2 separate regions of the Homo sapiens genome follow, and region 1 is linked to region 2. A link is an interaction called in ENCODE POLR2A ChIA-PET data of the cell type or tissue named here. Cell type or tissue: GM12878. All regions are shown on one strand. Each heading gives the region's core, and the rest is flanking DNA. Links, peaks and the distances in the headings are about the cores only.

Region 1 (7,323 bases), core at 1,375-5,374, 200 kb after region 2:
CAAAGAGAACATCTCTCTCTACTTTCACTCAAACATAAAAGTTTACCATTATTTTTCTTCAAATGTCTTCATACCTCAACTCTATCTCTCACCGAACAACTGCAAGTTACACCAAAATAACTACAGTCCCCTTAGTCAAAACCCTCTGAGACTCTTCTAAACATCAAGAAGAGGATAACTAGCAGCATCCTTTTCTTAAAAAATTACACTACAACAAAATAGATAATTGGCACCTTTAAAGCAGCACCTTATCAATGCAGTTTTACAGAACCCGACAAATGACTAACAAGGAGAAAGGGAGGAGAGTGATGCCTTGGCACGGGAGGAAGGCATATTCTGCAATCTTCTGTGCATACCAGTTGTCGTGGAAGAGCTGAAGTGCTACGTGACAAATTCCAGAGGAGCTGCTTCCCACCATTGCTTCAAGAATGGGAATGAAACGTTAAAAAACAGTGGCTGTCACAATGGTGGAAATCAACTTTCTGATTGCCGAATTCCTGCATATTTGTCTTGACGGTATATAAATAGGGGTTAGAAAAATCTTAGAGACACCATCAGTTTAGGCATTTTAAGATGTTGTCAGGACCAACTTCAGTTGCCAGATAAATCCTGTCTGAAGGGAAGTGAGAGCACATTGACAGAATATAGTGGAAATTATTATGGCAACATAGAATTGTAGAATCATAGGATTGGAAGAGGGCCAGAGGCTTATCTATTCTGGCCACCCATGTCTTAGCTCCAGTGTTATAGACACAGAAGAAAAAAACAAATTTAAAAGGTGTTAAACAATAAGGGCCAGAGAGTCAAATATCTTTTCAGCATTCTCCTTTGATCTGTTATTTTCTCTTTCCTTTGAGCACCAGGAAAAGGGATTCAACTATGGAATATATGTTTAATGCTGCAGACAGCAGCAACACATATGGTATATGCATTGCTCTTAAGTGGTATAGACGGGGCTGACTGGGGGATTATGACATAAGGAATGTTCGCTGGCACACTCCTACCTTCACTGTCTCCATGCTCCTCACCAACCCTTCTTTCTCTCTTCCATGCCAAGCGGTACTTCCCCTCTAGGCTTAATCCAACCTTGATTTCTTCACTTGTAACACAGCAATAATTTTACACACTTCACAGTGTTGAGAAAATTCCATGAAATAATGTCAATGATGTCTTTTTTTTTTTTTTTTTTTTTTTTTTTTTGAGACGGAATCTTTCTCTGTCACCCAGGCTGGAGTGTAGTGGCATGATCTTGGCTCTCTGCAACCTTCCCCTCCAGGTTCAAGCATTTCTCCTGTCTCAGCCTCCCAAGTAGTTGGGATTACAGGCACCCACCACCATACCTGACTAAGTTTTGTATTTTTAGAAGAGTCAGGGTTTCACTGTGTTGGCCAGGCTGGTCTTGAACTCCTGGTCTCATGTGATCCGCCCACCTCAGCCTCCCAGAGTGCTGGGATTACAGGTCAATGATGTGTTGAGTTCCATGTTCAGCACATGTTAAGGCCTCAGTAAGTGATATTTTTAATTATTTCTGCTAATTGCTAAAGGTGTAATACATCCAAGGGTATTTAGAATATAAAATGGGACTTGAATATGGGAAAAACAATCAAAAGATGAGGTTGATATTTGAGAGCAGAGAGCTACCTATTCCACAATTATTTAATGGACATCTACTATATACCAAACCCTCTGCTTGGGGGCTGGGAATAGAAGTTTAAAAAATACTTATTTTTCTTAGCCTCATAGAATGAATAGTCTAGTGAAGGAAACCAACCATGAGCCATAACCACACAAGAGTCTGTGTAGCTATAATTTTTTTTTTTAAAGACAGGGTCTCCCTCTATCACCCAGGCTGGAGTGTAGTGGCAGGATCACCACTCACTGCAGCCCCAACCTCCCAGGCTTAGGCAATCCTCCCACCTCAGCCAACCGAGTAGCCAGGACTACCCGCTCAGGCTACTGCACCCGGCTAATTTTTGTATTTTTTGTAGAGACGAGGTTTTGCCATGTTGCCCAGGCTGGTCTTGAACTCCTGGACTCAAGTGATCTGCCCATCTTGGCCACCCAAAGTGGTGGGATTGCAGGTGTGAGCCACCAAGCCTGGTTCCTACAATTGTTAATAAGAGCAATAAAGGAAAAATACAGGAAGACGTGAACCTGTATTATGTGAACATCAAATTTCAAAAGAGATGGTCAAAGAAGCCTATCTGAGACGTGACATTTAAGTTGAGTTAGGTGAGGAAGAGGTGGGAGACACCTCTTCCTGACAGCACAGATGGGTGTATGGGTGCACGTCTTGGGAGACTGGCCTTGAGTAAAGTGGGAGGAGTTGTAAAGAGAAGAAATTGGCTTACATGAGGAGACTGACTGTCTTTGCTCTTCCCCTACCCAACCCCCACGGTCTATTGGTTCCACTGCCAGGAACTCAAGTTTCGGGGGAAGCCACACTGCAGTGACTTCTCAGATTGAATTGCAGGGGACTGGGGCACTTCCTTCATTTCTCACAAAGCAGATGGCTGCTTCCCTTTTCATTCCTTACTTAAAAGGTACTGCATAAAACTCAGCCTGTTGTCTCAGTATTTGTCCACCCAAGTGAACCTCCCGGGTCTCTGAAGCCAAGATTGGGCCTGAAAGCACCTTTCAGTCCCAAACCTTAAGAACTGTAGGATTTGATAAACCTAATATGACCCTGACTTTCTTGTTACTTTTTAACTCAACTGTGAACTGAGCTTAAAATCTTTCAAAGAAAACCTAGGGAACTTGTTTCAGCTAGACCTAAACTCATGGGTTTTTTTTGTTTTTTTAAACTAATAAACCAGAATTAAATCAGAACATTGAACAGGCTGAACCTAAATAGTTATTTCATTTTGTTTGAGTATCTGTCCTGAAGAAAGAAGATTAATTGTGGGGCCATTGAAAGATTTTTATGTTTGGTTTCATTGCAATCAGAAATTGCAATCAATATTAATAGATATTTGGGAAATTTCAGAATGTTGGTTTTCATTTTTCTGAAGACATTTTTGGCAAGAAATATGTATTTCTTGTTGTCAGCCTAGGACTTCTACATTCCCCCTACAATTTTCAAGTGCCTCTAATTCCTGTAAGAACCAGAAAATTGAGATTTATGTCAAAATTAAAAAATAAAAATTAAAGATTTGGTTCTTTCTTGGTGCTCCCTCTTGCTTTCCATTATAATTGTGTTTTATGTTAGTCCTGGTAAAGGAAAAAGCAATTTGGGAGTGTTTTATTTCTAGTCAAAAGTTTCTTTTTTGTGAAGAGACGTGGAAAAGCCAGATGAGATGGGGCAGTGTAGTGACATGCAAAAACAATTTTGACTCAAGAGATAGAGTCCATTTGAGAAAACCCTTTTGGGTCTGGATACTGCAGCGAGTTGCATTTTGTCCCTTGGTACCAACAAGAGCAGGTTCTACCGAGGCAGTGAGTTCCTCTTAATGCTTCATTGTTTGCAAAGCATTTCATAAGTTGACTTTGGGTTCTAGACACCGAGTCCTGGGTAATTGCTCAAAATTTCCCCTTTGTTTGAGCTCCAGTTGAACCGAGCCATGGTGCTTAATGATAACCTCTCAATTAGTAGCAATGCTAACAAAGAAAGTTTCAAGTTGAGTTGCTAATGACCTAGTTTTTGACTTTCGAAAATAACCGGAGCTCTAGTAGGATCTTTCAGATAAATTTGAATTCGGTTGCAAACAACGTATCTATACAAACACAAACCTTCAACTCCTACCCACCCTACCCCCGCCACCCTACCCACAGAAAGATCCATTTTGGAAAGAAAAACATTTCTGAGTCCATTAAGTTCTAAACCACTTTTATATTTTACCATTTAATTCTCATAATAATGCAGTGACATAGGTTTTATTATCTCGATTCTTCAGATAAAAGAATTGAACCTGCTTTATGTGCAGTGACTACGTATCACACAGTTAGTAGGGGGCAGAGCCAAGATTTGGCGTTTTTTTTTTTTTTTTTTTTTGACTCTGCAGTTTATTTTTCATGATGCACAAATAACTGTAGTGCAAAAACAAATAATATAGAAAGTCTTTTTACAAAAGCTGGCCATCATTACAATTGGGTCCTCTGTCTCTGCAGGATGGGTGGTTCCACAGCACTGTGTCGGATTGGCTGAGAGTGCTGGTAAGATTGGAATGGGATTTCCTCTGTTATCTTCTGTGTTAGAAAGGACCAGAACTGTTAAGACTAGTTCTCCTCTCTATACTCTTACTCCAGAATGAACTCTTGAACCTGTGGGGACAGGAAACTCTGTGGCTTCTCTCCCTTTGGTCCCAAGCATCTTTAAAATATGCCATCTGCTTATTGTTGGACCTGATGACTCATCACTTCCTGGTTTTCTTTTTCTGCTTTGTTTTTTTTTTTTTTTGAGACGGAATCTTGCTCTGTCGCCCAGGCTGGAGTGCAGTGGCGCGCTCTCAGCTCACAGCAACTTCCGGGTTCAAGCGATTCTCCTGCCTCAGCTTCCTGATTAGCTGGGATTACAGGCACACACCACCATGCCCTGTAATTTTTGTAGTTTTAGTAGAGACGGGGTTTTACCACGTTGGCCAGGATGGTCTCGAACCCCCGAACTCAAGCGATCGGCCCGCCTCGGCCTCCCAAAGTGCTGGGATTACAGGCGTGAGCCACCTCGCCTGGCCCTCTGCATCTTTTAATTGTGGACTATACTTCCTAGGGCTTCTTGCATTTCAGTAATGGGCTGAGTTTTAATTAGCTAATATCTGTAAAGTCTTTGAATGTCTTAGGGGGAACAAAATGCTAAGTAAATTTAACACTTTACACAAATATTAATATTTAGGGAGTTAACAATTACATGCAAAACTGTAATACAATAACTCATGGAAATCTTTTCTCACCTATGTTAATAAATACAAAATTTCTATAGACTGTTAGCATCAATTTTGCAAACTCAGAACTAAAAGAAATTTAATATTTGCATTTCTGGTCTTTTTGTTTATATTTGTAAATCCAAATTTACAGTGACTGGAATGTAAAGTTCTCAGCTGTAGTAATGTCTGGGTTAAAACTTCAGACTTTGAAGTTACCACTTGCTTGAGAGGAGTAAACTGGGAAGACAGTTGATGTTTCTGCTATTATAAAGGTGGGGCCCTTTTCAATAAAACCTCTGGAAGGATTGCTCTGGATAGATTAATATGAAGTTATTGTAGTATTTCTTGTTTAAATACTTTGGATGTAGCTTTGGAACTATAGTTCTGAGGCAACCAAGAGAATGGGGCACCCCTTACCCCCACCCACACGTATACATAATCCCACTGGAATATTGAGTACGTGGGGCTCATTAACTAAGTAAAGTGTGAGTAATGTAATGTAAGTAATAACACTGACTTACATTTGGTGTTGCCAAATATTTCTCCAATGTGACATCCCCATTAGAATCTAGCCAGTCAGGAAAGTGGAGTTTAGTTTTTAAGGGCCAAATATTATCCTAAACTGTAATCTACACACCCTGCCACCTCTCATTTGACTAACTTCTGAAGTTCAGAGATACACAGTCATGAGACAGGAAAATACAAAAGATAGTGCATTACACATATCACATACTCAATAAAACTTTGTTGAGTTAAATTAAATTGAATTAAACAGTGACTAAACTAATCCAGATTAAGACATTCCATCCTTAACAGTTCCATTTTTGTTGTTGTTGATTTTGGACTCACTTCAGAGAAAAAGAACAAAGTATCCTTTTAGAAACTTATTTTTTTAAAAGTCCATTTTGGTTTCTTCCAAATCAAATGTGAAGCCTAGGGGAGTCTGAAATTATCCTTCTATTGCCTACAGCTCAACAAATGACAAATCACCTGATGAAAAATTTATCAAAATCACCAAAAAAAAAAAAAAATCCCCTCTTTTTATTATGTTTCCTCTTTCCACATCTTTTTTCCTCACTGCAACATATTATTTCTAGTCTTTATGGAAAAGATGTTTTTCTTTTGAGAAAATGTTGGTAGTTTTGGCTCCAATCTTAAGTAGCACTTAATATTTCCAGCATGGGGCACTTAATATTTTCTAAGAAAATTAATTATCTTAAAGGGATCAAAATGTAGTAGCCAACATTGCTGGAATTCATGCTATACTGCAGGATAAGAAATGAGGCTATGAGCCTCAGTTTCCCCATCTGTAAAAAGAAACACTTAGACTAAGATCAGTTTAAGCCTTAGCATTCAATGAGGTTCATTCAACATCATGAAACCTCAAAATGTTGATGTTCAAAGGCCTCCCCCAGGAAAAGAATCCACAGGAAATGCCACTTGGTATCCAGGGCCACTGCGCTCCTAGAAGGGAATTTGTTGGGGTATTGTTTATTATTGGAAAGAAGACTGTGGGACTTGAGAAAACTCAGAAATCTTAGGTCATATCTACATACATAGTTTTTTTTGTGTTGGTCTTTTTAAAAATTGCAGAATAGTGCATTTTGTTAGTATGGTTCTCATGTACTGCCGTTGGTCCACTATGTAATAACAAATCTATGGTTTGGCTGAAATACTCACTTTTCAACTGATTAGGTGACATTATGTGGACATAACCTTAGACCTGGCTAATTTAGATTTGCTTTATACAAACAACTGAACTTTTTAGCTTATCCTTTCACTTTATCATGTAAAAATCTTAGACTGCAGGAGTTGGAATGTACCATAGAGATTTACACCAATCTCATCATTTCCTAGTTGAGGAAACTGTCAAGAAAGAGAAATAGAACTTAGGTTTTCTTTCGCTCTAGTTTTATACTTGATTTTGTAGATGATTCTGGCAACATGCCTTAGGTTTATGTGGCTATAATAGTGGGAAATTCTTATATCCTCAAAACTGTCATTTAAAAAAAATAAACATCCTGGCTTTGAAAAAAATTAAACCCACTACAGTGAGCTATTTTAGTTGAAACTCACTAACATTTAATTCTAATAATTGAGTCTATCTATCCATCTGTCTGTCCATCTATTGATCTAACTATCTAAACCACACTTTGAAGATTAAATGAGATCACATATGTAAGGCATCTAGCTGGTAAATAGTAGGTACTCAATACATGTGGGTTTCCTCTTTCCTGCAGCCCACCCCTGCTTGCCCTGCCGTGCACAAATGAGTGTGTTCCTTCACAACCCCCAGTTGAAAACAGAGATCTTCTAGATCTGAGCATTATCACAAAGACAGCAGAAAATGTTTAGAAGAACGCTTCAATGGCAGCAGGCAGAGAAATGCACTTGTAAATGGATCCTATTTCTCAGATATCTCGGGCCTTCTTTTTATCTTTTGTTAATGTGCAGTGATTGTGGT
Region 2 (7,323 bases), core at 1,782-5,781:
TTAATAAATTTAGATGGGGATTTAAAAATGATACACATGTAAATGGGATTGGAGGCAAGGGAAGTCCGTGTGTGTGTGTGTGTGTGTGTGTGTGTGTGTGTGTGTGTGTGTGGAGGGAAGACGGGAGGCCTAGTGGGGAGAGAGGTTTTACATTCCAGACACAGGATGTGGCCCCTCAGGCTAGGCTCAGAGATGTAAAGCTAGTTAAGCTGGCCTAACAAAAGGGTGGTGGTTAGAAAAAGGAAAAAAAGAGGTGGGGGTTGGGGAGGAAAAGAATTTAATGCTGGCCAATATTTTCATCTGATAAGTTTCAGTAATGAGTAATTTCACTGGATTTCAGAACTACAGAGAGAAAAGGGGAAAAATATTTTTCCTTTTTTACGCAAGAATTTCTCTTGCTTTTCAGCTCATTAGAACCAGATCTAATTATTTGAAATGAGTTTAAAACCTTATTATGAAAGGAAGTTGAAAACATTCGATCACAATTGAGTTTTGTACTATGGACTAAAACCAAGATGTGCTTTCTGTCAGTAGCTGTGCAACTCCCTGAAAAAAGAAAAATAGCGCAGAGCGATCTGAGCTTTGTGAAGGCTACACAATTTATCAGGCCCAGAGAGATAGGAGTGTGAGACTTCAGTCACGTCCCCCCGTACGCATGCGCAGGAGTAATTATTTAAAGACATTTTGTTCCTGACTAACTGCCTCACTCATTATGTTCCTGGAATTTGTGATACAAAAAAACAATGTTTAGCCTATCAATAGTTTATATAGTTTATGTTATTTTAATATAAATTCTTCTCAACTTAGAAACTGCCTCTTTTTTCTTTTAAAAACCCACTTGTAACTGCTGTATATATTCAGGGCAACTTGATTTGGTGTTTCGTTGGTTGCAGTCCTCAAATTTGACCTCAATATACTCTCTACTTATATAAATTTTGTCTCAGTTTTGTCCGTAGGCTGACATTCCAATTGTTTTCCTAATTATATATTTTGTTCCTTATTTCTCATGTCTAGAAATAAAGCTAGGGAAGTAAACAGCTGGAAAACTGATAGTGGTGTTATTAACCTAACTGAGAGGGCTGGGCTTATGAGTAAATTATTCCTGTGCATAAATGAAAGATTGTTTCTAAATGGCAGCTATGTTGAGCCTTTGTATTAGTTACATCTTTTGGGGTTTCAGGTTGCCAGCTTCTTTAAATGGCCTCTTCTCAACTGGTATAGGAAGTTGGAAAATAAAGAACTTTCTTTATTTCCCTTTAGTGTTGGTAACCACAGTTTCTTTAAATAACAGATGCCCACCCCAGGGAAACCCAGTGGCATGATCAGCCTTATGCTCAGGAAGGTTTGGTTGCTATACTGGAGAGTGAGAATCTGGGACCTTCCATGATAGACATAATTGTGCCAGCTATCCTCTACTTTCTATATGATGCTATCATTCTTTTTTCTTTTCTTTTTTTTGACAGAATCTCACTGTGTTGTTCAGGCTGGAGTGCCGCAGAGTGATCTCTACTCACTGCAACCTCTGCCTCCTAGGTTCAAGCAATTCTTGTGCCTCAGCCTCCTGAGAAGCTGGGATTACCACCATGCCCAGCTAATTTTCGTATTTTTTTGTAAAGACGGAGTTTTGCCATGTTGGCCAGGCTGGTCTGGAACTCCTGGCCTCAAGCGATCTGCCCATCTCGGCCTCCCAAAGTGCTGGGATTACAGGCATGTGCTATCATTCTTTTTGAGCACAGGAGGAAACTATGGCTGATCTGCTCATTTTACTGTCAAAAATATAGGCAGCTTTTGTATTGTAACATTATCCCCTTAACAGCTGTCCAACTGGTCTATACATTTCACCTAACATATGGTAAATGTTCCTACTGTTGGCCTTTCCTGAGCCTCTGTCCATTCAACTAAGGCCACTGCAATGGGATTGTATGCAGTTCAGCCAAGAAATAAATGTGAGGTGCAACTCACATTTTTTAAATGTTTCAAAATTAAGCATTTAGGTGCTTTTATTCATAAACATGACTTTGCAAATATTGGTAAACAGTTTCATCATAAGACCTTGTCAGTGACTCACAATGTCAATGGTGAACGCAAAGGAGAATCTGTCTTTTCTGGAACACCAGGTTCAGGTATCAGTTTCAACTATGCTTATAATTTGTGCTCTAAAGTCCACAAAGCTAAATTATCTTTCCCCTAAAAATTGAGTACTCATATCCTTAAAATAGCTTGGAAATTAGATTACCTTATGAATACAGCATAGCATGTCACATAAACGTTTTTCTACTGTTATACCTTTTTGGTGGGAAAGACTATTTTGCAAAACATTTTTCTTGTGTTCAGTAATTAATGGGAAAAACAAACTCTAAAAGAAAGAGACAGTTATGTCCCAAAAATACAGGAAAATGGAAGAATGGAAACAGGGAAGACCAATAAAGAAAAAAATAGAGGAAATTACAAGTAATAAACTGAAGTCATACTGAAAAACATATGGCTCTTTCTTATTGAAAGTTGTGAAATACTTGCAAAACTCAGCTAGTTCCATTAAGAATAGTCTTTAATCTAAAAAGAACAAATTCATTTGTCAGTTCTTTATTTCGGTGTGTAGATTTGAATGTTTCATCAATTGCATTTACGGTTTATCCCTCAGTGTGAGAACTGTTTTTGCTGTTTTGACTATAAATGGATATCTGCTTTAGGAAGACTTAGGAAGCCTGGGACATAGGATTACAGATCAAATTCTATTTGACTCCATAGAAGTTGAGACGGAAGGAGCACCTGTTGGGATATTCTAGACCAAACATTCCACAGCTGTCTCTTAACGTGACTGACAAAGAGACACAGTTGAGACGAAGTTTGGGTATATCCTGGGATGAGGCCAAGGGTGGATTTGCACAGGATGGTCACAGGGCAGTTGTTAGCATTCCACCACTACATAAAAGGGTGATTTTGCCAAGTGCATTTCATTTCATTTCAGTTGATTTAGATACCAAGTTATATTGTTTTGACTTTAGGACTAGATGTGAGTTCAGGAATTTGAAATCATAATAAATGTTTCCTTGAACTTTGAAGATAAAAGGTAGAGTTAAAAGACAGCTGCGAAGTCTACATGGGGAAGCATAATACATGACTCAGGGTTCCATGGTTTTCAGTGTCGGTGAGTGCTCTGTACACTTATAAGAATAGTGCTGGTGTTTATAGAAGAAACACATGCAGGTTTGAGGCAAGACTTCCTTGCTTAATTGGTGCTTTTGCTTTCCATTTTCTAAATGCCATGCAAACTACTTTTTTTTTTTTCTTTTGTTGAGACGGAGTCTTGCTCTGTCACCCAGGCTGGAGTACAGTGGTGCGATCTCGGCTCACTGCAAGCTCCGCCTCCTGGGTTCACGCCATTCTCCTGCCTCAGCTTCCTGAGTAGCTGGGACTACAGGCGCCCGCCACCACGCCCGGCTAATTTTTTGTATTTTTTGTAGAGACGGGGTTTCACCATGTTAGCCAGGAAGGTCTTGATCTCCTGACCTCGTGATCTGCCCGCCTCGGCCACCCAAGGTGCTGGGATTACAGGCGTGAGCCACCGCTCCCGGCCTCAAACTACTTTAACTGAAAACATTCTTCTAAGGAAAGCATCAGAAAACTTACTAGAATTGCTTAAGAATAAATAAATAATACAAATAAAAGAGCAAAATGAGAAAGTAGACAGACTCCTAGTCTATTGTGCTATTGATCTCTCCAGGTTCTAGGCTTTCTTGGGTCTGACACCACTTTGTAAATTTTTTTTTTTTTTTTTTTTTTTTTCCAGATAGGGTCTCATTCTGTCACCTAGGCTGGAGTGCAGTGGTACAATCATGGCTCACTTCAGCTTCAACCTCCTGGGCTCAAGTGATCTTCCTGCCTCAGCTCCCTGAGTAGCTGGGACCACAGGCATGTGCCACCACGCCCGGTGAATTTTTGTATTTTTTGTAGAGATGGGGTTTCTCCATGTTGCACTGGCTGGTCTTGAACTCCTGGGCTCCAGTGATCCACCCACCTTGGCCTCCAAAGTGCTGGGATTACAGGCATCCGTCACTGCACTGGGCCAGTTTGTAAATCTTATGAAAAGTATGGCCAATCTTTTGCAAAATGTGCAAACACATATAGACACAAAGTTTTATATCTAAATTATTGGTTATTAAAGCCAGGACAATAGAGTGCATATAGCATGGAAGACAGGTAGAAAAGACTGAAATGGTTTAGTTATTCAGAGCAGTGGAGGGCTATTGGCTCTTGCCTTTGCAGTCAGCTGAGATATGAAACTATATAAGCAGAAGCTTCACGCTGCCATTTGAATATTGAAAATCTCCACTTTTAGTTCAAGAGATAAACAACCAATGGTTTGTTTGTTCACAGCACATAAGTTATCACTTTCTTCTCTGTTTCATCCCATCAAGATCTAAGGTGTATAGTTACAGAATAGAACTCGGTTCATACCATATGCACCCTAATTTCTTCGATCTTCAACTAGTTTGGAAGTGTGTGTGGGTGTTTTCTTAGCCAAGGTTAATATGCAATTTCTTAGTGGAGTGTAGGAGTTTGGGGTGCCTAGCCTTCCTACTTCCCACTTAGATAACTTCCCCTACCTGTTGTACCTGTCAAAGGAGAAGGCCAGTATGGCCATGTTCTTTGCAGGTGACTCCACCTTAGCCACAGCTGATTGTAACAAGGGTGTATATTTGGCCCAAGTCCAGCCATCTTTTTTTTTTTTTTTTGAGGCGGAGTCTTGTTCTGTCACCCACGCTGGAGTGCAGTGGTGTGATTTTGGCTCACTGCAACCTCTGCCTCCCGGGTTCAAGCAATTCTCCTGCCTCAGCCTCCTGAGTAGCTGGGATTACAGACACCCACGACCACGCTTGGCTTTGTATTTTTGTATTTTTAGTAGAGACGGGGTTTCTCCATGTTGGCCAGGCTGGTCTAGAACTCTTGACCTCAAGTGATCCGCCCGCCTTGGCCTCCCAAACTACTGGGATTACATGCCCAGCCAGCCATCTTTTACTTCTTTCTTATTCTCTTATTCCACATATTCAAGCAGGTACCACGTCCTGTGGACTCTGTCTTCTCTGAATCTATAGGTTCTCTCTTTCCCATTGCCCTGCATACTGGTTTATGCTCTCATTACTTCTCGCTTGAATTATTCCAAAAGTCTCCCAACTGGTCTGAAGCTTAATTTTCATTATGTGCTGTTCGATGTCATTCCACCACGCAAAATCTATGGCTTCTCCATTGTCTCCTGAGTTTAGTTTAGTGCATGAGACCGTTTAAAATCTACCTACACCTCTTCTATGTGCATGCATTTCTCTAGTCATAAGAGAGGATTTGATCTATCTCAAAATGTGTTCTTATATTTGCATTTACTGGTTTTTAACTCCCTCCATCCTATCTATAATTTGCACCATGTTGCTCACCATGCAGCCCACTCCCCAGACACCTTGTGAGAACAGTGATCATGTTTTTGCAGTGGAATGAACATGGGCGAAAGGTGGGAAGGTATGCATAGATTTACATTTTGAAGTCAGGAAATAAGATACTGATCAATGCTTTAATTCGACTGTGCTTTTTACCTTTTCCTCTGTTGTAGCATGAACCTTGCCCCAAAAAGATATTGATCATATGCTGCAACTCCTCTGCACTTACCTTTTCTTCTACCATGGCAGGAACCTTGCACCATTGTTGGTGCTTTACAGATATTGGTTGAGTTAAATCGAGAGCCTATTTCTGGACTTTCAAGATTCAGATTAATTGATTCTGTTTTATACTTCTCTGTTTTTGAATGGCACATACATCTTTCCACACTTGGATTTCTTTGAAGTTAAAGCTTTAATTGACTTCCAAAAGACAGAGGATTATAAAAACACAGAGAACAGTAAAGTATTTACACGGTCTTAATGCCTATTGCCAAACACATATAGCTGCTATTAATGCCTATTGCCAGACTCATATAGCTGCAAACTCATGTAGCTTAATGCCCATTGCCAAACTCATATAGCTGCTATATATGTCTACTGGAAAACTCACATAGCTGGTTGATTTTAAATTGATTGTAGGAAAATTCATACAAAAAGATGCTACATAGGAATATAAACTGAACACCACAAAAATCGTAATGAACAAACTCAGTAATGCCAGCCTGTTCAATCACTAGTTTTCAGATTAAGGCAGTATGCAAAGGGAAACATCCTTGGAATGGTCTTAGAATATAGAACAAAGTCATGTGTTTGGGAATCTTAACCAATTCCAATACTGTTCAACATGTTTTTCTTTGTTGCAAACAATGCAGTTTTTAAGCAAACTAATGAATGCATACCCTGACAAACAAATCCAACAAAAGAGGTACTTAGAGCAGTGTTCATTGAATCCTAGAATTTTGAAAGAAAAAATCTATTAGGTCATTTTGGGCTTTTACTTCTGCTGAAGAAGGATTGTTCTTTTGAGTTTATTTTTCTAGCTTTCAGTTCTATTCCATTTAAATGCCTCGAGAAATAGGACTTCTCAAATTCCCTGTGGAGAGTTCTGGCACCTACTATATTCACTTTTGAAAGTCTCCTGATAACTGATTTCCTTTTTCTTTTGGTTATACACATCAACTATTCATGGTTGGCTCTGCTGATAGTTTTCCATGATTCTTTATGCTTATTTAAAAGAAATCATATAACATTAATCATATAACATATAACCATTACTTGGTTATAAAGCATGATATTAACTAAACTGGCTTTTAAAAATTCAATAACATTAGAGCAAATATTTTATTAATATTGTCAGTAGTTCCATGAATATATAGATGTAGGATGTCAATAAAGTTTATGCCCCTTAATAACTGAGTGTGTTAATGTTGTATTTGCTGGTTAACTGGCACCTTCCCTCCTTTTGATCAATGTTCTTAGAACAGTATGTACAGGAGTACTTTAGTCTACCACTTGATATTCAAGGACAACACTTCGAAGCTTGAAATGAGGGATTGTTTTAACCATATTAACGTAACTGCATAGTTTGCAATAGATTTAATGATTCAACATCATTGTTAATATTTAGTTTAATTAAAAGTGCCTTATATTAACTTGTACACATGTGAAATGACTTATCAACAAGATTATTTATTGCAGCATTGTTTGTGATTACAAAGAGTGGAAGTCATTTGCATAGTCATTAGGCGTAAAAAATAATGACATTAAAAGAAAACAATTGAGGAAAGAACCAGTAAGCTCTCAGGTAGAGATAAAAAGAAAGTTACCGTGAGCCTTTTCACTGTATATATTTATATATTTGATTTTTGACACGTGAGTTTATTATAATCAAGAT

The links. Peaks named below come from ENCODE experiments on the same cell type or tissue, not always from the same donor. Only the 100,000 strongest peaks of a DNase experiment are listed, where the experiment ranks them.
Region 1: POLR2A ChIA-PET joins it to region 2 with 6 read pairs; 2 of 35 experiments call an interaction of 5 or more read pairs at or near these places.

What each region holds. Positions count from the first base shown.
Region 1 is chr12:24,737,660-24,744,982 of GRCh38, reverse strand. All of the region lies in intron 1 of LOC124902897, which reads right to left. Among named protein-coding and RNA genes, the nearest start is that of BCAT1-AS1, 79 kb to the left of the region's middle. In GM12878, for the core only: no CTCF peak of the experiment used is centred there; DNase peaks (open chromatin) are centred at 2,412, 3,562 and 4,274; H3K4me3 peaks cover 442 bases.
Region 2 is chr12:24,939,957-24,947,279 of GRCh38, reverse strand. All of the region lies in intron 1 of BCAT1 (branched chain amino acid transaminase 1), which reads left to right. Among named protein-coding and RNA genes, the nearest start is that of BCAT1, 5.5 kb to the left of the region's middle. RefSeq lists a silencer at 4,176-4,345. In GM12878, for the core only: no CTCF peak of the experiment used is centred there; no DNase peak of the experiment used is centred there.